Regions from separate parts of the Homo sapiens genome. Here regions 1 and 3 are each linked to region 2. A link is a loop called in an ENCODE intact Hi-C map of the cell type or tissue named here. Cell type or tissue: gastrocnemius medialis. All regions are shown on one strand. Region 1 overlaps PACRG (parkin coregulated). Region 2 has its middle 8.5 kb from the start of CAHM. Region 3 overlaps PACRG (parkin coregulated).

The links. A loop is a pair of places that touch in the nucleus more often than their neighbours do. Peaks named below come from ENCODE experiments on the same cell type or tissue, not always from the same donor. Only the 100,000 strongest peaks of a DNase experiment are listed, where the experiment ranks them.
Region 1: a loop joins it to region 2, with 2.6 times the contacts of the local background. A loop is called at or near these places in 18 of 110 quality-filtered maps.
Region 3: it touches region 2 in a loop (5-fold over the local background); 3 of 110 quality-filtered maps call a loop at or near these places.

What each region holds. Positions count from the first base shown.
Region 1 is chr6:163,258,587-163,266,586 of GRCh38, forward strand. The region is part of intron 4 of PACRG (parkin coregulated); the gene reads left to right. Among named protein-coding and RNA genes, the nearest start is that of PACRG-AS1, 62 kb to the right of the region's middle. In gastrocnemius medialis, no CTCF peak of the experiment used is centred here; DNase peaks (open chromatin) are centred at 4,805 and 5,928; H3K4me3 peaks cover 1,278 bases; H3K27ac peaks cover 3,470 bases.
Region 2 is chr6:163,401,476-163,409,475 of GRCh38, forward strand. No RefSeq gene overlaps it. Among named protein-coding and RNA genes, the nearest start is that of CAHM, 8.5 kb to the right of the region's middle. RefSeq lists enhancers at 4,210-4,279, 4,290-4,469, 4,700-4,889. In gastrocnemius medialis, no CTCF peak of the experiment used is centred here; DNase peaks (open chromatin) are centred at 877, 3,362, 3,606 and 4,536; H3K4me3 peaks cover 1,189 bases; H3K27ac peaks cover 3,509 bases.
Region 3 is chr6:162,969,328-162,977,327 of GRCh38, forward strand. All of the region lies in intron 2 of PACRG (parkin coregulated), which reads left to right. Among named protein-coding and RNA genes, the nearest start is that of PACRG-AS2, 81 kb to the right of the region's middle. In gastrocnemius medialis, no CTCF peak of the experiment used is centred here; DNase peaks (open chromatin) are centred at 3,934, 4,854 and 5,574; H3K4me3 peaks cover 895 bases; H3K27ac peaks cover 4,049 bases.

The DNA.
Region 1 (8,000 bases), 140 kb before region 2:
CTCTACTAAAAATACAAAAAATTAGCCGGCAATGGTGGCAGGCGCTTGTAGTCCCAGCTACTCGGGAGGCTGAGGCAGGAGAATGGCGTGAACCTGGGAGGCGGAGCTTGCAGTGAGCCGAGATGGCGCCACTGCACTCCAGCCTGGGTGACAGCGAGAATCCATCTCAAAAAAAAAAAAAAAATCAATAGTCTCATATTATAATGTTCGTAAGAACTATGACACCTTGGGAGAGGGTCTTGGAGAACTGGCTACCAACAATTTTTATTAACACTTCTGGCAAAAGCACTAGCTTTCGGTATCAACATCATTATGATAAAAATGTGTTTATGAAATGCCTCTAATAATCACTAATGCTTTGGTGTGGTTCCAAATAGTTCTTGTCCCCGAGGAACTAACAACACAAAGTTGTAGATTGTGTCAGATTTTGCAGTTCATAAATCGTCTCCACATCAATGGTCATGGGGCAGCATTATTAGACCCATTTTTACAAATGAGGAATCTGATACCTGACAAGAATAGGAATTTACATAAGGTCATTAAGCAACCAAGACAGGCACAGACAGAACTTGAACTCAGGAGTCCTGATCCCAACCCCGTGCTCCTTTCAACGTGCCACACTGACTCAACACCCAGCAACTAACAACATTCAGCAAAAGCATGAGAAGACATGATGTTCTATGCTAAGACTGGCTAATAACTGCTATGGGGAGAGATTGGAAAGGGTTCTTCTGGAATCCCCATGCTCCCCAATGCCACTTCCTAACAATTATCCCCATTCACCGTGTAGAACCCCATTGCTCCTTTAACATTCAGGCCAGTTAGTGGTATCGTCCTGTGTCCCTCTCACTTGTGTCACCTGCTGACCTCTTCAGCCACTGAACCATACTGATTCTAGCATCTGGCCCAGAAGCCTCCATCTCTGTCATCCGAGGTGACCTGGTGTCCATACGGAAGACAGCTCCGAATTCTTCCTTGACCTCTTCGGCTCCACTGGTCATTTGGGCATCACTTCAGCCATCCAGACCCACAGCCTCAGCCTCACTTTGGACCTCAGGAGGACCTCACCCCAAAATATTAAGCTCTGACATCCTTCACTCTGACTATAAGGTCTTAGCCTTCATCTCTCTACAGTACGCCTTCCCAGCTGTTCCCTCACCCAGGTCTTTCCCATGTTGCCCCATCTGTGGCCCCTTTCCTTGCCTTCTCCAGGCTGGGTCTCAGGGTTGATCGCTAGGACTATAGGAGACCTCCCATCCGCCCCGCTCCACCCCCAGAGGCTGAGGGATGAGGGGCGGGCAGTGGAGCTGATGGAGGAAGGAGAACAGGATTCTCTGAGGAGCTGCTTCAGGCTAAGGTCCGGTCCTCTGATGATGTGCTGGTTTCAGAGTTGGAAGAGGGTGTGTGCCTGTGTGTTCCTGATGTCCTGATGAGGGTGCCCCAGGACACACGAGGGCCATCCCGCCCCTCCAAGCCCCAGCCCCTGGCTTATCCTTGGTGCCTCCAGATCTCACTCCAACTCTCATCCCCCTTCCCTTCCCGATGTTTTCCCTGCAGCATCGTCCAGTCCCCAAGCACTTCCATGGAGCTCTGCTCACTGCCGTCTGGGCCACCAGCCAGCACCTCAGCAGCCCCTTCAGCGATCGCTGGCATGGGCTCTGCCTTGGTCTCTCCTGGTCTGACGCCAACCCGGCCGCTTCATTTCCTGCGAGGGGAGCTCTCTTCAGCTCCCACGTTGGTCCAAATTGGTTTGGTCTCTTCTAGACCTCAGAGCCCATACACAAAGAACAAAGGCCAGTTAGTCTCCCACTCTGCAATTATTCAAAGTTCGGGCTTTAAAACGCAGAGATTTTTCTGCTTCATCTACCCACAGCTCAGCAACTGTATTTCTACACCTATTGTTATTCTATTTCTGTTCCTAATTGCTATTGTAGAAAACCGTGCCTAGCTGAAGCTTCGGGAGTTGCCAATCCGTGGGCTCCCTTCAAATGTAAATGTGTTATGCAAATGTCTTCTGAGGCTGGGAGTGGGATCCTGTGGTCTTCCCTGGGTAGAGACAGGGAAAGAATACTGCTGGGATGGCTGAGAAACAGAAGACAATCCGCTGCCCTCGTTATTTAAACGCTCACTGTTCTGAGATGGTTTCCTGTCTCCAACTTCCTCTCCTGCTCTAGCAGCTGAATTTAAAATACTTGCTACAGAACACTGCTTCTTCTGGGCAGGGAACGCTGCTGCTTAACCCTTCCATGCTCGTTCCCTGTGGGGACACAGCGTGTTGGCCAGCTGCACCTCTCCCAGGGTCTCAGGACCATGTCTGTAAGGTAGATGCTATTCGAATCTAGGAACCTTTTTTTTTTAATATGGAAAATCACCTATCTAAATAATGCATTGTCATCGTTAGCAAAACCTTAAAGCATCAGTACTGGTGGAGACCTTGCCATTCCAAGCAGAGTTCGAATCCTTCCAAAAACAGCCACGACATCAATGCAAAAAAAATGTTGTTTTCCAGGAGTGCTAGTCCCATCGGGAGAGCTCCTTCCCTCCTCCCTCTGTCTTCCCGGCTCCCCATGTTCCTGAGCCCGGAGCTGATCTCCGCCTCTTCTGCCCTCAGCTTAGCTGCCTGTCATCATGCCAGGCAGGCACTGGATTTTCTTTTCTTTCTATTTTTTTAATTTTACTTTAAGTTCTGGGATACATGTGCAGACAGTGCAGGTTTGTTACATAGGTAGACATGTGCCATGGTGGTTTGCTGCACCTATCAACCCGTCATCTAGGTTTTAAACCCCGCATGCATTAGGTATTTATCCTAATGCTCTCCCTCCCCTTGCCCCCCACCCCCTGAGGTGCTGGATTTTCACTGTCCTGAGATTTTCACTCTCCCTCATACCCTCTTTGCTGGCCTCCCATTATCACCAGCAGCAATTTGGTCCAAAGAAAGTTCTCAGCTTCTGAATGAATGAGCCCTCAAACCCATGAGCTCCTTGACTCAGTGCTTATGCTGTGCTGAGCCAGGCACTCGCAGGACACTCGGCCCTGCTGGTCAGCCCTGCTGGCCGGGGGCTCCACATCTGTGGATTTGGCAAAATGCAGATCTGAAATACTTGGGGGGAAAATATGCCTGTACTGAACATATACAGAAATTTTTTCTTGTCATTGTTCCCTAAACAATAAAGTATAACAACTATTTACATAGCCTTACATTGTGTTAGATATGATAAGTAATATAGAGATGATTTAAAGGATACCAAAGGTTGTGCAGGGGTTATACGCAAATACTGCACCATTTAGTATCAGGGACTTGAGCATCTGTGGATTTTAGGATCACCCGGGGTCCTGGAACCAATCCCCCAGGAATACGGTGGGACAACTATATTAATTAATTAACCTTTTTTGCATTTATCAGTAGTTTCTGTGTTCAATATTGTCTATTGCTGCTATTTCCAAGATGTGGGGAAAAGGTGACCACAAATATATAGAAATGTATTCTGTGCATTCTAAAATAAATTCTAAACTATATGAAAGTAGAGGGCAAAGCAGAAAATGCTGGAAAAACGGCCCTGGCCCAAGACTTTGAGCTGTTTGTCTTTCGTTTTTCACACTGTCGTGTTACTCAGTAGTCCTGGCAGCTCTACTGTACCATTCTGAATTTCAGAGAAAGAAAGGGGAGCTAACTCTGCCCTGGAATATTATTTATGTTCTAAAGTGCTAAAAGTACTTTCAAGCGCAATTAGCTTATTTAAGAGGCAGAGATTATGTTGTTCTCTGCCTACCTCATCGGGTCACTGGGAGGATCACAGGCGGGGGAATATATATCTGTGTTTTGAGCACAGTAGGAAGAAAATCTTTGTGTAAATTCAGGTTGGCTTTATAATGATCCGGCAAGATTGGAATATCTGATCAAAGCGAATCACTCTGATCTACTCAGTTACAACATGATCTCTTTTTTTTTTTCAGATCTAATAATATATCACAAATTGACATGTGCTTGTGAGAATGATTTGTGGTTGATCTCGATGCTCAGACATGGCCATCGGCATTCCAATTATTCCCTCCCCTTTACTTAATTTCACTACAGACTTGCCCCATAGCTCATGGTTCTATAACAGTCTCTGACTTCATCACATTTTTATCAGGAAACAAATGGATCACTGGCTTGCACAAAATACAAATTTAGGCCAGGTGCAGTGGCTCACACCTGTAATCCTAGCACTTTGGGAGGCTGAGGCGGGAGGATCACTTGAGCGCAGAAGTTCAAGACTAGCCTGGGCAACATAGTGAGACCCCCCCCCCCATGTCAACTAAAAATTTAAAAAATTAGCCCAGTGTGGTGGCGCATGCCCAGGTAGTCCCAGCTACTCAGGAGGCTGAGGCGGGAGATCTCCTGAGACCAGGAGGCTGAGGCTGCAGTGAGCTATGATCACACCACTGCACTACAGCCTGGGCAACCGAACAAGACTCTCCCTCAAAAATAATAGTAATATATAAATTTGTCTGCAATTGTGAAAAATAAATAAATTTACATACTAGATCCAAGGCCCTGAGTTTTAACTTGATAACTGGGGCCAGGTATCTTACAGACCCCAGGAGGCCTTTCAAACCCGTTACTTGCGTCGTCATGCCAAGGGGCTGAGAACCCTTCCCTTCCCATCCCGAGAGCCCAGAAAGAATTCTGCAACTGTCTGTGAGCCAACTAGACTTGAACAGGCTAACTGACCTGCTACTCAGGAAAGAAACATTAGCTTGCTCACAAGAGCTTCCCTCACAGACTTGGTACAGAAGTCTAAGGATCACGTGGCGGCCGCAGCCTCTGTGTTTCTGTCCCCTGAGTCAGCACGTACAGAACACGCTGTGCGCCAAGGACCAGACCCTGCTGTGGAGAAAGCTACAGTGAAAGGTCAAGTCTGTGCAGAAATATGTGACTATTGAACACCCTCCTCTTCTCAATCACAAAAGCTCTTTATAATTCCTCCTCTGCAGGCAAAAACTGTGGGAAACTCTCACATTAGGCAGAATTTTTTTCTGACAATATCTGGAACCAAAGACCCACAGTCAGGTTAAAAATCACATTTTCATTGAAACAGTTTATGAAAAGCCTATTACCTAGCAATTTTATATTTGAATGCAATTATGTTAATGTTATTAGTACATTATGAATGGTACTAATATGATTATTGTTTCATGTGGTATTACAGGAAATTAATTCAAATGGATTTACATATTTTTTAGATAAAGGGCACTGCTAACACGGATAAATAAGAAGCCTGACGTTACTTTAAAAACAAAAGATAGCACTGAGAAAGCCAGGTTGTGACTTCATTTGTAATACTAACACACCATTTTTGTGCTTTTTTGTTGATGTAAATATTTTGCAATTTCCAAAGTGTTTTTCTTGTTGAATGCAGCAATCTGAATTAATTTCCCCAGCCTCTGCCAGTGTGCCTTTAGCCCATTTTATACTTGAGGGAGTTGAGAGTCAAGAGAAGGAAACTTGCCCCAATTTATACCCAGAATCCAGACAGTGCAAGATGCAAACTCAAATAGCTGAGAACTCAACTCCTACTGTTAGATCATCGGGGAATGTAACTTCTCACGTCGAATCATTCAGAGTTGTAATTAAGTAAGGCCGGACCTCTGGAAGCTCTCCTTCCCTGGATTTTGGTGAAAGGAAATGCTTGTTTCTGCACTGGGCAAGGCTGATTTCCATCTCACAGTACACTTTCTGCATCTCCTGCTTATCCAGAGGAGACCCCACCAGCCTCCCGAGCTCCATCGTCCCTCAGAGTCACTCCGCATCCACTGCGCACTGCTCTACACACTGCTCTGGGCTAGTCACACTGTGCTGCTGGAGACAAAAGTGTGAGCACAAAACAAGCCAGCAGCAGGGGACACTGTGTGCACTCAGCCCATGCAAACAGTAGGTGCCAGCCGAAGTCGTTCAAGGGCGACAGAGCGGTCACAGGTGTGGTTGAGAAGAGCCGCCCAGAAACAAGATCTGGGCTGGGCCTAGACAGAGATTGGTGGGGCAGCTGAGGTGAGGGGAGCTGTGGGTGCAAGGGCAGAGGGCAATTTGCAGGGTATATACACGGTGAGGGCAGAGCTTCCGCTGGTTGGAAAATAGGGGGTGAAACTGAGTTGGGGACAAACTGCAGATTACCTCTAGGCTTAGGACGGAGGAGTTGCTGCCAACTTTTAAACACCTGAAATTGATAAGGGAGAAGCTGCCTCTGCCAAAACCAATCTGGCAACTGTGCACAGAAAAACAGGTTAAGAAACGAGTCTTTCGCAAGTATGTAGGCCTGGGGTGATAAAGGCCTGAACTACCTAGGAGGGATGGCCTCTGCCCCAAGCCAAGGAACGCTATCAAATCTGATAAACTAGTAAGCTGGGAATGATAATTCTATGGTGATAGATCCTAGCAATGGATGATATGCTTTTAAGCTGAAAGTGCTTTGAGGACTAGTACTCTATCTTATTTGTCTATTTTCAGCTTGTAGTAAAGAGCCGGCTTCCACTCCTGCTGGGTGAATGAACGCATGCATGAACGAATGAATGCAGGCATGTGCGAATGAGTGGGCTCTAAAGATAGTATGTTGTAGATAATTTCCTGACTAATGATAGGGATTCCGACCCTGATAGGCTTACAGGAAGCTGCCTCTCAGTCGGTCCTGGTGTGGGTGGCTCCATCACCTGTGTGCAGGCCCCTTCTGGTCCGCATCCTTTTCCCTGGATGAGGAGGGCCTGCAGGCTGACAGTGACAGGTGTTCCTCCAGTGCCCGTCAGGAATGCCCGGGCTCCCTTCTTCTCCAGGGAAGGGGGTGGGGGGCACTCTTCGGGCCCGTGGGTATTTGTTTTAATGGAAGAAATGTGGGTAAATACAGTCTTCAAGCACAGAATGAAGTGAGGATAATATTAATTACTACCTTCGGTGATTGTTGTGAGGATTAAATGAGTTAATATATATGCATAGAGTAGTCGCTGATGTATATATAATAAGCATATAGTGTTAGCTGATGTTATTATTATTTGTTATTACTAACCAAACCAATTGTCCCACCTATTAAATTCTTAATATTTCCATTCTAGAAATAAGCTAAATAAGAGCAATTCCTTAAATTCTTTCAGCAGTACCAACTTTCCTACTTTCCCTTAAAGCCACAGTTAATTTCTAAGTAGCTAGTTGACATGTTAATGATCGAGGTTAAATATTACATCAGGATTTTATTTTAGTGATTAAAGAAAATAAACACCTAAACTTTTATATTGAGCATTTACCATAATTCCGAGTCAAAAATTAATCTAATATTTTGACTACTGTACATTTCACTTCTGCAAATAAAAATTTGACCCATAAATTTAAATGGATGTTGGTGCATCTCCAACTATTTAGCATTAAATTCATTCTGTCAACACTTTCCAATTATCTTCTCATAAGACAAATAGTAACAGACCAATTCCTAAAAAGTCATTTGTGTTTAATTGAATTAGTAGTTGTGTTTGATTGAAATATGTTAAAGCCATTATAAAAATAAATTCTTTTCACTTATTGGTGAATTTTTCTACCTATGCTGTCAAAATGGCTAGAAATATCAATTACAAACTTTGTGAATGGGAAGTGGAAATGTCCATTCTTTATTCTTTCAGAACAGATAAAAATACTGTAAAATCAGAAACCGGATTTGGATTTTAAAGACTATAGGTAAGTAATACCGGTAAATAGGATATCTCGTAAAGAGAAAATGGACTGTGGCTTAGGAATTTAATGAAATAGAGGGGAGCGGTAATTTTGAGTCCATTTAGGATTTTACTGGCTTACTGTCCAGCAAGAGGACTTAGATTAAATTATTGGTTTTCTGTGAATCTGAATTTCCTGGTCTGTGTTGTCAGGACAGGGATGGAACTTTGGGGAAATGTGTGGAACAGATGTGTGGGAGAAGCCAGATGGGGCCAGGATCTTGGGTCTAAGAGAGCTTTCTGTAAACTCTGTAGTCTCTCATGCTCAT
Region 2 (8,000 bases):
ACCAAGAGGTCTCCATGATGGACCCTGGTGGCAAACTGAAGGTCAAAACAAGTAGCCTAAAGCCCAAGGGAGAGGCCTTTGTAGGGGAGAAGGAGAAGTGTCTTCTTTGTTAAAGGGTCAGGGATTGGGCCTGGACCCAAGAGCTAGGCACAGCTCGGTAACAGCAAACGTGCGCAGACCAACCTCTAGCTACACAAAAGATGAATAAGAATGCTTCGGAAATATTCAAAGCAGTTGACCCAGGTCTCCATTGAAACATAAATGAGGTCAAGCTCTGGGAACCACTGCTGGTAGTTTTTTCAGATTCTTTAGCAACCTTGTAATTTTCCCAATGTCGGTAATTTTTAAAACTCTTTGACCTTTCTATAACCAAAACTCCTATGTCCTTTTTCTAATTTGTGTTTGTTTTGGAGGCAGCAGGGATGAGGAGAGATTGGGGAAGCTGTGCCTGGCTCTGCAGTGGGCCCTGGAAGAGGCTGGCAGAGACACTGGGTGCAGTAGGCACCTCCATGCTGGGGGCTGGCCGAGGAGAAAAGAGACAGGTGGGAGGGGGCTGGGTGGATGGCAGCTCCCTGGAGACGCCATAGGACACAGGGGATGGACACAGTTCTTTTTAGACTCCCAGCACTTCACTCTTAGCCCCAAGGAGGATCTGTGTCATATAGAAATTCGTGGTAGCATTAGGGAGAAGCCGCGCACTTACCTCTTTATCACAAGTGCAGTTTAAATTAAATTAGGAAGGAGAGACTACAAGCTTTGCAAAGCTCCCTTGTAAGAATCTGGGGATCAGAGACACTTGACAGCTGAAATCACCTGAGGCTTGTTATTGCCAAGGGTGAGCACGGGTTCCTGAAATAGTTGGTTGAAACTGCTGGGCCCAGGAAGCTTCTGGTTACCGTGCAGGTCAGGCCCAGGTAGAGCAAACGGTGAAGTTCACTTAGTAGGAAGGTTTCTCCCCAGCTCTGGGGCTTCCTGTTGATTCTTAAAGGGGAAAAATATATGGTGAATGACAAAGATTTTTAGTTTTGTGATGTCGACCAGTAATTTAATTCAATTCCAATAAGAAATAAATAACAGATCCAAGGACCCTCTTATTTTGAAATGTTTTCTAATATTTTCCAGTGGTTAGCATTACTCAGAACCAGGGTATTTTCTTTAACAATTCAGATCTTGCAAATGATTTCAAATGGGGCACAGAATCTGAAGCTGCCTGGCACCAACACGAACTCTAGGACATAAAGGAGGGCTGGACCTGCCTGACACTATGGGGTGGAAAAACAAGCTAGACCTTGAGCCGGCAGGGCAAGAACTGGTGCACAGGCCATGAAATACTGTGTGCGTGTGTGCGTGTGTGTGTGTATGCGTGTGTGTGTGTGTATGCGTATGTGTGTGTGTTTAGAAAACTTTTGAAAAGCAAAACTGCTTTTAGGTTCACTTTCCAGCAAAGGAGAATTTTTTTTTGGTGGGGGGGAAGGGAGGACAATTTCCTTTATCGAAATTTTTTCCTTTGCTCTCTTTTTCCTCATGTAATCCCTATTTCCTTTCTTGAATGAATGCTGTAAAGATAAAGTTGAGACTATGGAATACAATGTCAAATGAAGGGTAAATAACAATGAGAAATTGTATGTTAGCAATATTTTTTTTTTTGAGATGAGGCCTCGCTCTGTTGCTCAGGCTAGAGTGCAGTGGCGTGATCTCGGCTCACTGCAGCCACCACCTACTTGGTTCAAACGATTCTCCTGTCTTAGCTTCCTGAGCAGCTGTGATTACAGGCACCCGCCACCCACGCCCAGCTAATTTTTGTATTTGTAGTAGAGATGGGTTTTGCCATGTTGGCCAGGCTGGTCTCGAACTCCTGACCTCAAGTGATCCACCTGCCTTGGCCTCCCAAAGGGCTGGGATTACAGGTGTGAACCATCACGCCCAGCCGGTAAGTTGGCAATTTTTTAAAAAGCTGTATTAAGATGCTAGGAAAGTCTTACATCCAGGAAGTTCGACAGTAGACATCAAGAACAAGGTTATGGGGTGTTCATGTTGCACTCATATGCATATGTTATATTATACATAAGAAATTCTATCACATCACACCAGCAGGTTTCAAGTTTAGCGTAACTCAGGGCCCCTCAGAAACTCTGCATGGAGAGGCTGTGGGGAGGATGGGAAAGGACCCACAGACCACGATGAGGACAGAGAGAATGGGAGAGGGCTGAGGCAGGAGCTGCTGAACTTGAGGCTTGAGGCGGGGGAAGCACGAAGAGGGAAGGCTTTGTGCTGAATTCAGATTTGTGTGGCTTACTAAGTGAACGGCAGCTCAGTGCTGTGATGGTGATCTTGCTTCGGAGAAATCTGGTGTGAAAACAGATCATCTAAGTTTTTGCTGTGGTCTCTGGCATTACCTTTACTTAGTGCATTATCACTGCACACAAGGTACACAATAAGTCACTTTTGTAAAAATAGATTTCAAGAGGAAAATTCTTACCAAGTTCCTTATAATGTCAGGGATTCAATTATAGTTCAGACTGAAGCACGTCCCCAGGTATCTATTGGTAATGTGTCGCCCTCTTGGTGAGCAAGAAAACATATGATGCAAATAGAAATTTTGTTCAAGATTAGTATTACAATGGGGTATGTGATTCGCGGTGAAGCAAGACTCATAATTGAATCCCAGAAAGGTTTATTTGAAAGCTTTTTCCTTTCAACTACCTTGATTTAATTGTGTGTGTCCTGGCCTTCATTTGGAGATGAGGCTCTGAAAGCCACTTTGTTACCTTGAAAACCACTGAGAGAAAGTCCTGACTCCATTGGTAAGTTTTCTGGAGGCTACAGGTGTGGCCCAGGGCTGGGAGGTGGTGACAAGACTAGGAGGTGCAGAAGTCATAATTTTAAGGACCTAATCTCGTTGAAGCGAAATTTCTAGGGGGTTACCAGGAGAGATGAAGCTGATTTCAAGGCACGTGCAGGGAAGGTAGAAGGAGCCACTGCTGTCTAGCTGCTTCCTGCATGATCTAGTAAAACAAACTTGCAGAAGCCACTAGTGAAGTACGTATATTTTTGTCTCTCCACTTTCAGATTTTAGGTGATTCAAAATAAGGGCTATGTTTTCCCATGGTATCTGATTAAAGCTTGTTGCTATTGCTTTCCAAGTATCTAGTGAAGTAAGCCAAAAGCATGGTTTGCTGAGTGGGCAGGTGGGGCAGACCCCCTTCTGGCTCCTTCACTCTCCTACACTGCTGCGGTGGCCACCTCGGGGCAGGGATTGGAGAAAGCCCTTGAGCTGGCATAATGCAGCCCAACAGTTGCTTGGACATCACAGTTTAAACCCTGGGTTAGCCCACAACTCTCTGTGCTAGAATATCATCATGGAATCTAACAGGCGTGGTGAGCTCCTGGACCTTCCGGAAGACGGGATCTCCTAAGCTCCCTCCACTAACTGCCAGGCCCACTGTTTCTAGGGCAGGCGCAGGAGGGAGGCAGCCTCTCCTTTTCCACTTGGTCCTGCAATGACACAGTGGCTTTCAACACTGGGTCTTGGTGGCGACCCCTGGCCAGCTTTAGAGCAAGTGTTGTTGCTGCTGACAATGGGGCCAGCCCAGGACTGAGGCTCCTTTTCATCAGGCTGTTTGTCCCTTTACGTCCTAGTGTCAGCAGTCCTGGGAACAGGAAACGGTTTGTGCAATAGGAAGCAGCAGAAAACTGATGACTGAATACTTTTGAGCTTTGTGGAGAAAATTTCAACGTAGAGAGATTGCACACATCCCAAAATACGTGTGTACGAACTGGAGCCCTATCCAGGCCTCCTTTTCAATTCTTAAAATGATGCTATTTATTGAAAGCTTACCATGTCCCAGGCATGCAGTGAGGCACCCATGCCATCCTAACATCCTTATGCTGCACCACCTTACCTTACAGGCAAGAAAAGAGAGGTGCAGAGAGTTTACGTTGCTTTTAGCAAGTGACAGGGTCGAGATTTGAACCTGGGACCTCTTCAGTGACTTTTCTGGATCCTCCTGCTCTGCAGCTGCCTCGGAGGACCAGCAAATTCTTCAGGAAAAATGTTTCAGGACTTTCCGTCCTTGTTTCAGGACCGTTCCTCTGCATTATCTGTGAGAAGCGTTTCTATAGTCTTGGCACATAGTTATGCTGTGGGGCTAAGGTATTATTATTTCATATTTCAGTGCAGAAGGAAGTACTTATTAAAAGGCCCCAAACCAGTTGTCTGAGCCTAGAGATGAAAGGCCTCCTTCCCGCACCGGCCTGGGTGCTGAGTGGCCCTGACGCCAGGCCAGCCTGCCACTTACAGTCTGAGACTTGTGTCTGCTCCCTCTTCCCAAACACAGAGGCAGGGCCTGGCTGGGGCCATCTGATGAAGTGCCAGTGTGCCTTCATGAAATCAGGCATGGGACTGACTGAAAAGCTGAAATCTGGTGAGCTGAGGGGGAGGAGAAGGTCAAGTCTGGCTGTCGGTCTACAGAGGTCAAGGACCTGGCACAGAGCAGGGCCTGCTGCCTCTGCCACCAACAGCCAGGCACCCAGAGAGGAACTGGAGGAGAAGGCGGCTCGCTGCTGGCAGGTCAGCTGATGGGAGAGTTTACAAGACTGTCTTTGAACTCCTCGCATGCAAGCCCTTCTTCTCCTTCCTGATTCACATTTAAGTTTGCGTTCCTGATCCCCTCACATTCTTTCTGCTCCTTTAACAGCTTCACCTGGACACAGAAAGGACAGAGGCAGGAGCAGGGCCACGTCCCTCTGTCGATCACAGCTTTAGCTTTCAGTTTCTCACGGCTGCTTAATTCCCAGCTCACACTATCAATATAGGGCACGCATTTTAAAACTGTTAAATAAAAACAGCTGCTCATTTCACTATGCCACATTTTCTTTCCAACTCAAAAGGATGCTCACTACCAATGGATACTGAGAAAAATACAGTGTCATTAATGTCAGTTAATCAAGTTGGTGGTCCTTGAAGATCTATAAAATGTAACTGTAACACATTTTACAGATTGGCTTAGACAGAATAACTAGGAAATAATAAATGCTAGCATCATCAGTATTACTTGTACAGCTCAGCAAAGGAACGCAAATGGCTACACAGGACTGGGGAAGAACAGAACAGAGATATTTCTTTGTGTGAAATACAGAGTTTATCATAAGGAGGAGAATGAATCACTTTTCATCTCTGGCAGCAACCTGTTTTTTTAACATATTATTTATGGAAAATAGAAAGCAAAACTGAAGCCTTTGGTATTTCATTGCCACTGGATAAATGTCATTTGTATAAACCTTTCTAAATTTGGATATATACCCAAAGAACCTACATGTATCTTAGACAAAAAACTATCCACTTTCATTACATTTAGTAAAAACTCATAAGCCCAGGATTAATGGACATAAAGATATGAAATAAAATAATTTTCTAAATATGCAAAGAAGCCCATACAAACAGAAGTAATAATCAAAAAGTTGTAACAGTTGGTCCAGCACAGGCATAAATGATCAGTGTCTGCCAGCCCTGATGGGGTCAGGGTGCCAGGCATCTTGCCTTTGGTTGCTGGGTTAGGGGGGTCCCGGGGCTCCGGAAGAGGGCCTGGGTAGTATGGCTCAGAGCAGTGACTGCTCACTGAGTGGTGTGGGAATCTTTCAAAATTTAAAAACTGAAAAGGCTGTACTGGTGTGTACTGCTTGAATCTCAGTGCTACAAATAATTGCTTTTAATCTTTTTTTTTTTTTTTTTGAGACAGGATCTTGCTCTGTTGCCCAGGCTGGAGTGCAGTGGTGTGAGCTCAGCTCACTGCAACCTCCATCTCCTGGGTTCAAGCCATTCTTGTGCCTCAGCTTCCCTAGTAGCTGGGATTATAGGCGTACGCCACCACACCTGGCTAATTTTTGTATTTTTTGGTAGAGATGGGGTTTCGCCATATTGGCCAGGCTGGTCTCAAACTCCTGACCTCAAGTGACCTACCTGACTCAGCCTCCCAAAGTGCTGGGATTACAGGCATGAGCCACTGTGCCCTGCCTGCTTTTAATCTTATATCTGAATAAGTAGTGAACAATTCTGATAAAATATCATTGCTATACAAACTCTTCAATGTTAAAACCAGAGGCGCTCATTTTCTAACCTGTTATAGATTCAGAGGACTATGGATTCCCTGGCCTAGTTGCCACAAATGCTGTTTCCTGCTGAGTAAGACATCGCTTACACTCCAAAATACTTTGCAAGAATCACTGAATTACATTGCAAAATATGAACACACAGCATCAAACACTACCTGTCATTGAAGGCAAAGAAATCTTTTGGATTTTCAGATGCTATGAGCAGCTTACATGGCTGCTTCCTCTCCTTAGAGTCCAAGTATGTCTCTGTGTTTTTTCCTTTTTTTCTTTTGTTCATTCAAAGAAGTAATTATTTAAAGTAGACTACTTGTAAAGCATTTTAAGAGCAGAAAGAGGAATAAGACCTGAATTCTACCTTTAAGGAATTTTTATGCTCTACTTGTAGTAAGTTTCTTCATCAAGAGCTCTAGATGAAATTTTTTAGTGCTCCACTTTCTATTAAGTTGTAGTATGTTTAAAAAAATAAGAAAGATTTGATTTTAATTCTTTGGAAATTACAAAAATGTAACATTTTCAGCCAAATGTGTTGCCTAAGGGAAATAAAAATTCTTAGTGTGTGTGTGTGTATATATATATATATATATATATATACACACACACACACACAAAGAATTTATAGTTCTTTATATATATTATATATAATATACATAATATATAATATATATCCATATTATTTATTTATTACTTATTTCAACAAGTTGTGCAAAATTGGACACCTAAAGGTTTTTATATTAATTTCTTATTGCTATTACATGACCATCCATCTGCATACAGGGTTATCCTGGGTGCAGAAATAAAATTACAACAAGGTCAATTTGCTAATCTTAGTGAGGATATTTTATTTAGAATCACAGAATTTTAAACCTTCGAATGACTTTGGAGATCACTTAGTTCAACTCGGATTCAGGGTTACTTATGCAGTGCTACACAACTTATTAGCATAGAACGAATAAGGCTTTTTATACCTAGCACAGCAATCCTTTCTCTATACACCATCAGCTAGAATACTGGAAAAAAGAGACTCAAACGCCACAGGTATTTTAATTAAAGTACAGCTCCTGAGGTACCCAAGTTTAACTTACAGAAAGGTCAACAGTGTGCCTTCCATCACTCAGGACTCCGAAGGTCTGCCTTGAATCCTGTCCTGAATTCAGTAGCTGCCACATGAGTCACATTATGTAGTTAACCCTCTCAGCCTCTGCTTCTTCAGCGGTAAAATGAGGATAATTATTAACTCAGAGTTGCTGCATACTCAGTAACTGAAGTGCCCGAAGGTTGATCGGGACTCTATAAATGTCAGTCTTTTTTTTGGTCTTTCCTTGGTCTCACTGGGAACTCAGTTAAGAACGCATTAATATACAGAAATTACTGGAAAAGTACATTTAGGCTCTAAGTTAAATTTTAGTAAAGGATAATGGCATTTGATTAAATGTCTGGGACATGAATAGTCATTCCCCTTGTTGGTAAAATGGTCACCCATATTAACTTTTAAAACTAACTCATAGACTATAAATCCAACATATCCATTTAGTATGTTAAAAAAAATCTAATCACAGATGCATCCTAAAGGGTCCCAAATCTGAAGGAAAAAAATAAAATAAAATAACAATCAACCCAATCCAGGAGAGCACCTGTGAAATTGTCTTGCAATCATAAAACCAAGCATCAGTCTGGGAGTAGATCAAAACAAAATGCATTTGTAACTCACTCTCACCTTCCTGTGATTGACAGACAGTTATTTTTTAGGTGGTTTCTGTTTAAATATGGAATGAAGGTTGGATTATATAGCACAAGGACCTGCATCCTGGCTGAGAATGTTTTTACCTCTAAAGTTTCATTTAGGGTCAAATGAGTAGAAACCTTACACTGTCAGTTACCGTTTAACCGTT
Region 3 (8,000 bases), 430 kb before region 2:
ATCATCTCCAAACATACATCAAATTCCTGCCCTCTCTCTCTCCTGTCCACTGCTACCCCATCATCTCTTCTGTCCATTGCTACCCCATCATCTCTTGCCTGAAATACTACAACCAACCCCCTTGTCGCTCCACTGTCTCTCTTGCCACCCATCTCCCCCCACTATTCCATAGCCACAAGAAGCAAAAGTGACCTTCAAATGTCACTCAGATTGTATCACTCCACTGCAAGGACTTACCATTGCACTTATTTTAAAACCCTAATCTCTCTTCCTGGCCCCTGTCTGCCCCTTGCTCCCAAGTTCTGTCCATTTTGATATTCTTTCCTTTCCTTAAAACCCTGACTGTTTCCTCCTGGAGGGCCTCGGCATGGTGTGGTTTGCTCTTTCCCGTGACTTAGGTCTCAGCTTAAATGTCACTATCTTCAAGACGTTCTACTTGACTCCTTTTGTAAAGTTGGCTGAGACCATTTCCCTCCCTGCTTTATCCTCTCAGTTGTAATTTATTATGATGAGTGTTATTCATGTAGCAGAAAGTATCTCCTTTCATGCATTTGCCGCCAATTGCCACTGTTTATCTGCATGTTTGTTGCATGTGAGCTCTCTGAGCACAGGAAGCTGGCTTACACACAGCACCTTGGAGTAAATGAATGAATGGTCGAATGAAAAGTGCTGATAGGCCGGGTGCAGTAGAGGTTCATGCCTAGCACATTTCTATAAAATCAGTTGGACGTGAAGTTTGACAGTGGCTTTTTCACTCTGTCTGCTGCCATGACATGCAAATAGTGCCTTCTCATGTGAGTTGCATTGTTGGTGAAATGGGCCTCGGTTTCTTCACCTGAAGCAAAAGAAATGAGAGCAGATAATCACCAAAATTCCAGCTCTAAAATCCCCCAGGCTGTGCAGATGCCACCTATCCCCAGAAATGGCTTGAAATGCCACGTGGAGCTAAGGAGTCTCTTCCTGAAGGAAAGAATGAGCACAGTCTGAGGAGGGTGTCTGGGGAGCGCATCGATTTCGGAGCTGCTGTGGGAATATACTTAGGTTCTACTGGAGAGCTCATCTTGCAGAAGCTGACTGCATTGAACGTGCCGGGGACCACCTGGTCCCCCTCTTCTCGTTTGGCAAGAATCCCGGCTATCGATGAAGAAACCAGCTGCTTTCCTATGTAGTGAACAAGCACAATAATGTTTATACAGTTTCCCAGCCTCTCTTCCCCCACCCACTTTCACCCTTCCTCACCCAAGAATAATCGTGCCAAATAGATATCAGATTAAGAAAATGCTTCTCATTAGTTGTCTGCTCAAAACAACTTTGGAAGCAATCCTAGAACATCCCGTTGTATCTTCACAGCCCTTTATCTCTTGAAAGTTGTTGAGAGAGCTAAATTAAAGTTGCCTACCATTAATCCTTGCTCTCAACACTGTAAATCAAAGGAATGAAATACTTCTCATCACAATTCAGATCCCAAACAGGTAAAAATTACAACATAAAGCAAAATCTAATACTGGCATTGCCCCTGTCACCTGAGCCACGTATCCTGACTGAAGTAATCAGCAAGGGGCAGGCTTGTACTGCAACTCAACAATTGTTTCAGTGGCCATGGGTTGTGTAAATACATTCCATTTTTAACGTCCCCATACTAAAAACGAGATGTGGTCATCTTCACTTGGTTCTTAAAACGGATAGGTTAGATCCAGTCTCCACAGCTGTTTTGCAATTTCACGTTATAGTGACAGCTTCCATAATACAAATTCAGATTGTAAAGACTGACCTCTCTTCACTGTCACAGAGCATTCTGGGTGAAGGCTTTTTATCTGCAAGTTGCACTTGACAAGCGTTTTAGAGAGGGAAGGTAGCAAAATAAAGAATCAGACAACGAGTCAAAGGAGCTAAGCTCTGTTCCGAGAGGCCCTGATATTGATTTGTGGAGCCTTGTGTCATTTTCTCTATCTGGGCTCCAGTTCTTCCATTTACAAAATATGGATCATGGACCATATTGTCAACCTGTGTAATCCACGAAGTCAGTTTTTATAGATATAGAGCCAGCACTGATCAAATGTGTCAGCCTCTTACAACCACAGCGGCATTATGAAGATCTGTAAGTGAGCACTTACGGAGCTTCCTAAACACCTTGGGAGGAAACCAGTCAGTGTCTGAACACAAAGAATTTATCTACAACATAAAACAAAAACCACTGCAGAGTCAGAGATCCCAGTGCCCTCATCATCGCCTCTTCTAGGATTACACAGTCACGGAACGTGTGCATCCGCCTCCAGAATCGCTCCCCAAATTCCATGGGGTAAATATTTTACTAGAAAATGTGAGTCAAAAGGAAAGCAACCTGTCTCTAAAGTAAATCTTATGGAATAAGGTTTTTAATATTGTGAAAAACACAAACTAACCATTCTTTCCTAACAAATACCCCTAGGGATGGGGGAAGCACAAGGATCTCTGCGATCAAGCCCTGCCGGGCCGCAGCTTTCATTAGGTTGCAGAGGCAGCTCTTCCTTTCCCTGAGTGTTCCTGCATCCTTGAGGCCCCTATAAAGAGGACTCAGCGTCTGTTTGGCACCGCCTGTTCTCCTCCTTCCTTGTGTCTCTTCGTCCACTCTGTCACCACGGCGCTCGCAGTTTTCTCAGGAGACACCTGGATCTCAGGCTCTAAGGCCTGTCTCACTCTGTGACGCATGTGGTCATGAGCACTCTGACCTCCGCATGAGGATGGTCAGATGGCAGAGGGCAGAACACTGGGTCAGAGATCTGAAACCCAGCATGCAGCCCTACCTCTGCCTGTCACAGGTTTTAAGACTTTGGCGAGTCTCAAATCTTCAAGACCTGGCTTCCCTTATCTATAAGACAAAGAGATCGGCTTGAGTGATGTTTGAGATGTTTTCCACCCTGCAGTGATTCATTATAAAATAATAGACATCCTCTGACTCCTATGGACCAGTCAAGGATTGAAGCTTCTTAAGGCCAGTTATTCCTCTGCCATCTGACTCGCACATGTAGCAGTCTCTAAAGATTGCCTACTTCAGTCATCTGATTGCGTCTGTTTCACAGATTCTTCTGGAATTTTTCTTCTTTCAGTTGGCTTTTTTTTATCGTGGTCAAAACCCCCATAGTCGACTATGATCTAAATAAGCAGTGCCCTCTCTATTAAGAACAGTGTTGAATTACCTATTCTTGCAACCACATTGACCGAGCTTCATCTCTGTTATAAATCATAACCTGAACAGACAATCTCAGTGCATCCCGGCACCTGCAGATTGGATATATCAGTAGAAGTTCCCTCATCCCCCAGTTCCACATGCACAGCACTCATTGAAGTGAAAGCATGAGTCTCCCATATTGAAAGACGAGAAGATCCCATAACACATCTGTGAATCTGGACATCTCAAGCTGCCTTTCAATGGATTTTAGACTGTGATCATACGGAGGGCTGAAGAATTGTCTGCTCTACGTCTTCCACAGTGTACTGGTCTTGTATGTCTAACACCCTATAAGAGTAAACAATGTGCTCTGATAGATGAGAATTCTAAAAAAATGATATCTTCTATAATGATTCTTTAGATTTAAATGTTCATTATGGCATTTAGGAATCCCTGTTATAAAGCAGGTTTTAAAAATGTTTTATCCACCATGTCATACTTTTGAAGAAGCTATGATCTCAGGAATAAGAGATAGGTTACAAGAGTTCTCTATCATGGAGAAACTTACTTTTAAAACTGTAACATCAGTAAAGAAAAAAATGTAGAACATGGACAACTAAGCTTTGTTCCTAGTACGGTAAAGTGATGCTGATGTTGGTGATTGCTATGGATTTTGAGTGGGACTTAGTTGAAACACAGCATAAGTCCAACATCAGTCCTCAACTTGGCCCCAGCACTGACCAGTCATGAGGCAGCAGAGGAGTCACTGCCCCTCTCTGGCCTCAGTCCCTTGTCTGTAAAATTAGTAAAAGGCGGTTTGCCCTAACCAGTTCACACTGCTGACTTGAAAGCCAGACGATGTGAAAGTCTGTTGCAAGTGTAATGCGATCTTTCCATCTAATGCGAGGCCTGGCTCCATTTCATGCATGATCACCTTCAGCTGTGACTGCAGCCCTTGCTGGTAGGACCTCTCTCAGGGACTCCCACTCACCCCTAACCTTTAGCACTGAATGTCAGGTTGGTGACTCCCACTCTTGCTCTGTAGCAAGCAAGGCAATTCTTTTACTTAAATGTCATTTTGTCTTTAAAGTTCTAAGTCTTCTTTTTTGAGATTCCCTTCTACCAGTTTTTTCTCCCCAAATTAGATATTCCACAATTTTCAACCTTTTTTGAGCTTATTCAGCATATTTATGTTGTACTAAGTCATTGTTTCAATAAAGAAGAACTAAAAAAGTGCTAGAAATAAATTGTCCTGCTTTGCATAAAACCTTAAGAGTAGTGTGTGTGTATGTGTGTGTGTGTGTATGCGTGCGCACGCTATTACAGAGATAGATCTTTTGCAGAATAATAAAAATAACTATGGGGGTCCTATTATTTAGACAGAAGGGGTTAAATGAACCCTACAAGCTTCTTACTGTCAGGAGAGAATAGATTTCAGAAAAAATAAAGACAAGGAAACAAGCCCCAAAGCTATAAATTTACCCACAGTGTTTAAACACTCCTTTGTGATTATTTTCTAAATTTTCTCAGGTACCCTTTTTCATTTGAAATGTTAGTGGAAAGTTCTGGAGAAGAATTTATTGCAAGTAACGTAATAATTATAAAATAGAAGAAAAGGGCCCTGCTGACTTGCCAGAGCTTGAAGCAAAAGAGAAAGTTGCCTGCATTGACGGGGCTCGCTCAAGTATTTCAGTTTCAACACAGCTGTCCTTTCTCATTGCAGATGGAGGGCGGCTGCCACCATATGCCACCTCTGTAATAAACAAAAGTAGTGCAACAATATAATTAATAGCAAGCCATTTTCATTTTTAAAATTCCAAAAAGGAATATGCTTTTCACGAAAATTCAAGATGTAATGCCCAAGTAAATTGGGCAAAATACAGCAATGTATCAATGAGATTCCACTTTAAGAAAGCCAATATACAAAATATTGTACTTGAAAGTTAACATTACTGTCATCACAAATTACTTGCTTATATTTCTTTATAGTACTTTAAGAATTGTAGTCTCACCTACTTCATTCAAAATGACTCATCCTGTAACCAGTCTTTTCCTGGGATCTGTTGTATCTCCATTATATACCACTGAAAATATTTACTAAATAGGTTCCCCAAATAAAAATATGATTTGTTACATAGAATTTTCTGCCTTTTTCCTGTTTCCTATTGACATGCATTGTTTCCTTAAATAATGATGATGATATTAATAATTGCTAACACATATCATGCTTAGTGTATTGTTAAGAGCTTTATATTTAATCATGAATAATCTTATCCGGGAGATATTATTATCTCCACGTTACAGATGATAAAACTGAATCATAGAAAGATTCGTCACTTGCCTTTCTTATAACTCGTTAGTGATGAGTGGGGCTTGAACCTGGCAATCCTTCTCCAAATCCGTGGTCTGAGTCACTGTCCTGTGAATTAGGGCTCAGTAGCAATGGCTCTTTTGCCACGGCTTGCTATGATTGACTCTTACAGCAGTGAGCTCTCTCTACAGTACTCAAGATCTGACTGTGGTACTCCATCTGACTTTTCTGACTTTTGCTGAGAACTTTATGGAAAATATGTGAATGTGGAGGAATTTCAAGAGAATCCCTGCAATAATCTGAGCTTGTTTTGTTGTGTTCTCTCTGCCTTCTTGTCTGGACAATGCCTACCAAGGTATCCAGACAGGAAGTCCATGTTGGCTGAGAGGCTGAAAATACATAAGCCAATAGATGGTAACTCAAGCTGTGCAAGGGACCCAGCCACCGTCATGTAAATTGCTACCATGATCTAAGCTTAATTATCATAGACAGTACTAATTAAAAGACAATATTGTAAATATAAACTGGCCCTGATATATGGCAAATGATTAGTATGTATTACAACTTGCTAAATCAAAAACATGTCTTAAAATACAAGATAGTATTGCAATAAGTACTAGAGAATGCGACAAGAAAATTAATCATCTGCTCTTTACCACAAATTCCTTGTACAGGATATCTGCTCTTTGTGTTTTGTTTCACACTTTAATGCAATAAAGTGTTTACAAAGCATAAAGCACTCTGTTCATTTGTCATGTTTTACTTTAGCTTTTCCATTTTTTTCTCTCTACAACACTTTTCACTGAAGATAAGTTTGCTGACATATGGCATAATCATTTTTTCTCTTAGTTACCCAATTCTGCTTCACAACTTTAATTTTTATATCTATTCGAAATTAGTTTTAATTACCTCAACACTTTAAATTGATTTAGCTCTGGTTTTAGAAAAAAATTCAAATAAAATCTTTAGCAGGTCCTTCTTCTCTCCCTCCCTTCTTCTCTCCCTTTTCTCCCTTTTTCCTTCTTGCCTTCCTTCCTCCCTTCCTCCCTCTCTCCCTCCCTCCCTTCCTTCCACAAATACTGCTCAAGTCCTACCATACCGAGTACTGCACTGTAAATACAAAGATGAAAAGTTACAAACCTGCCCCCTCGGAATTTGCACATCCAGTGAGGCGATTGACAGAATGTGCTGGAAAGGGCTGGGTGTGAGACGGGATTTGAGACAAGAGCAGAAATTCATGGAGGTGGGCAGGGCAGGGAAGGCTTAGCAAAAACAAACAAACACGAAGATGAACAGAATAAAGTGTATGTTTGAGAAATCCTGAAACCCGGAGGCCGTGAGTAGTGAGAAATGGAAGCAAGAGACACCAGACAAGGCGAGAAGGGATGTTTGGCTCCAGAATAACAGAGGCACTGAGTAGCGTGTTTTAAAACTTAAATTGTAAGTTTGAGATTTAAATAGAGAAGGAAAACGATTTTGAGTTTTGACAAAATAACTTTGGAAACCATTCAAAGAGTGGACTGCAGCTGAATGATGCTGGCAGGTGTGGAACAGTCTAGCCATTATGAGGGCCGAACGAAGTGACCCTATCATGGATGGAAAGGTGGGAGGGAGATAGAAATCTTTAACTAACAGGACTGGATAAAGGACTGGAGTTGAGGGGGGAAGAAAGGTAGTTGCTGATACCCTCCAGGTTCTTATAATGAATGAGTTGGAGGCAGTGCTGTCAAGAGACACAGGAGGAACAGCAGGCTGTACAGAAAGATAATAAGATAACTCTGGTGTATAGATGTAGAGATGGAACAGCAGTGTGGTATCCAGATTAAGTATTCAAGTCATAGCCACTGAAATTTGGAACGAGGTACATATGCCTGGTTTCATTTTTATCGTTTAACTTCTTTTAGAGAATCTAACTAATGTAATAAATATCTATAAAACAATATTTTCTTATAGAAATATACTATCACACACACAATGGATGACAAATATTGAAAAGAAGAAAAATTATTTTGTTATATAATTATGTCACACAACAACAAAATCAAGATATTCTAAATTCTAAATACTATTATTAGAAGTATCAAATAAAAATGAAAGTAGGGTGCATGAATATAAAAAAATACGCAAAATGAAAGTGGTTTTCTTTATAGTATTGATAACCAATTGGAAATGAAAACAGGGTAAAATACCACAAAAATAACAACACTGTACAAGTCCTAAGAAAAATATAGCGAGAAACTTGCAGGACTTGAGTAAATGAGAAATATTTGTTAAGTAAGAACAAATATAATGGTATTGCAGGTTAATAAATTGTTTATTATATAAATATTTAAAATTTTGTACAGCTAAAAATACTTTAAATATAGATATGAGTTGAAGGATAGACTCAAAGAAAATATTTGTAAACATTTGATAAATAATATCACTAACATACAAATAGCTCCTTTATAATGACAATAAAAAGATCCATAGCGTAAATACAAATGGAAAAGTCTTAACAGGTAATAGATAAATGAATATAAATTGTCATGTAAAAGTCCT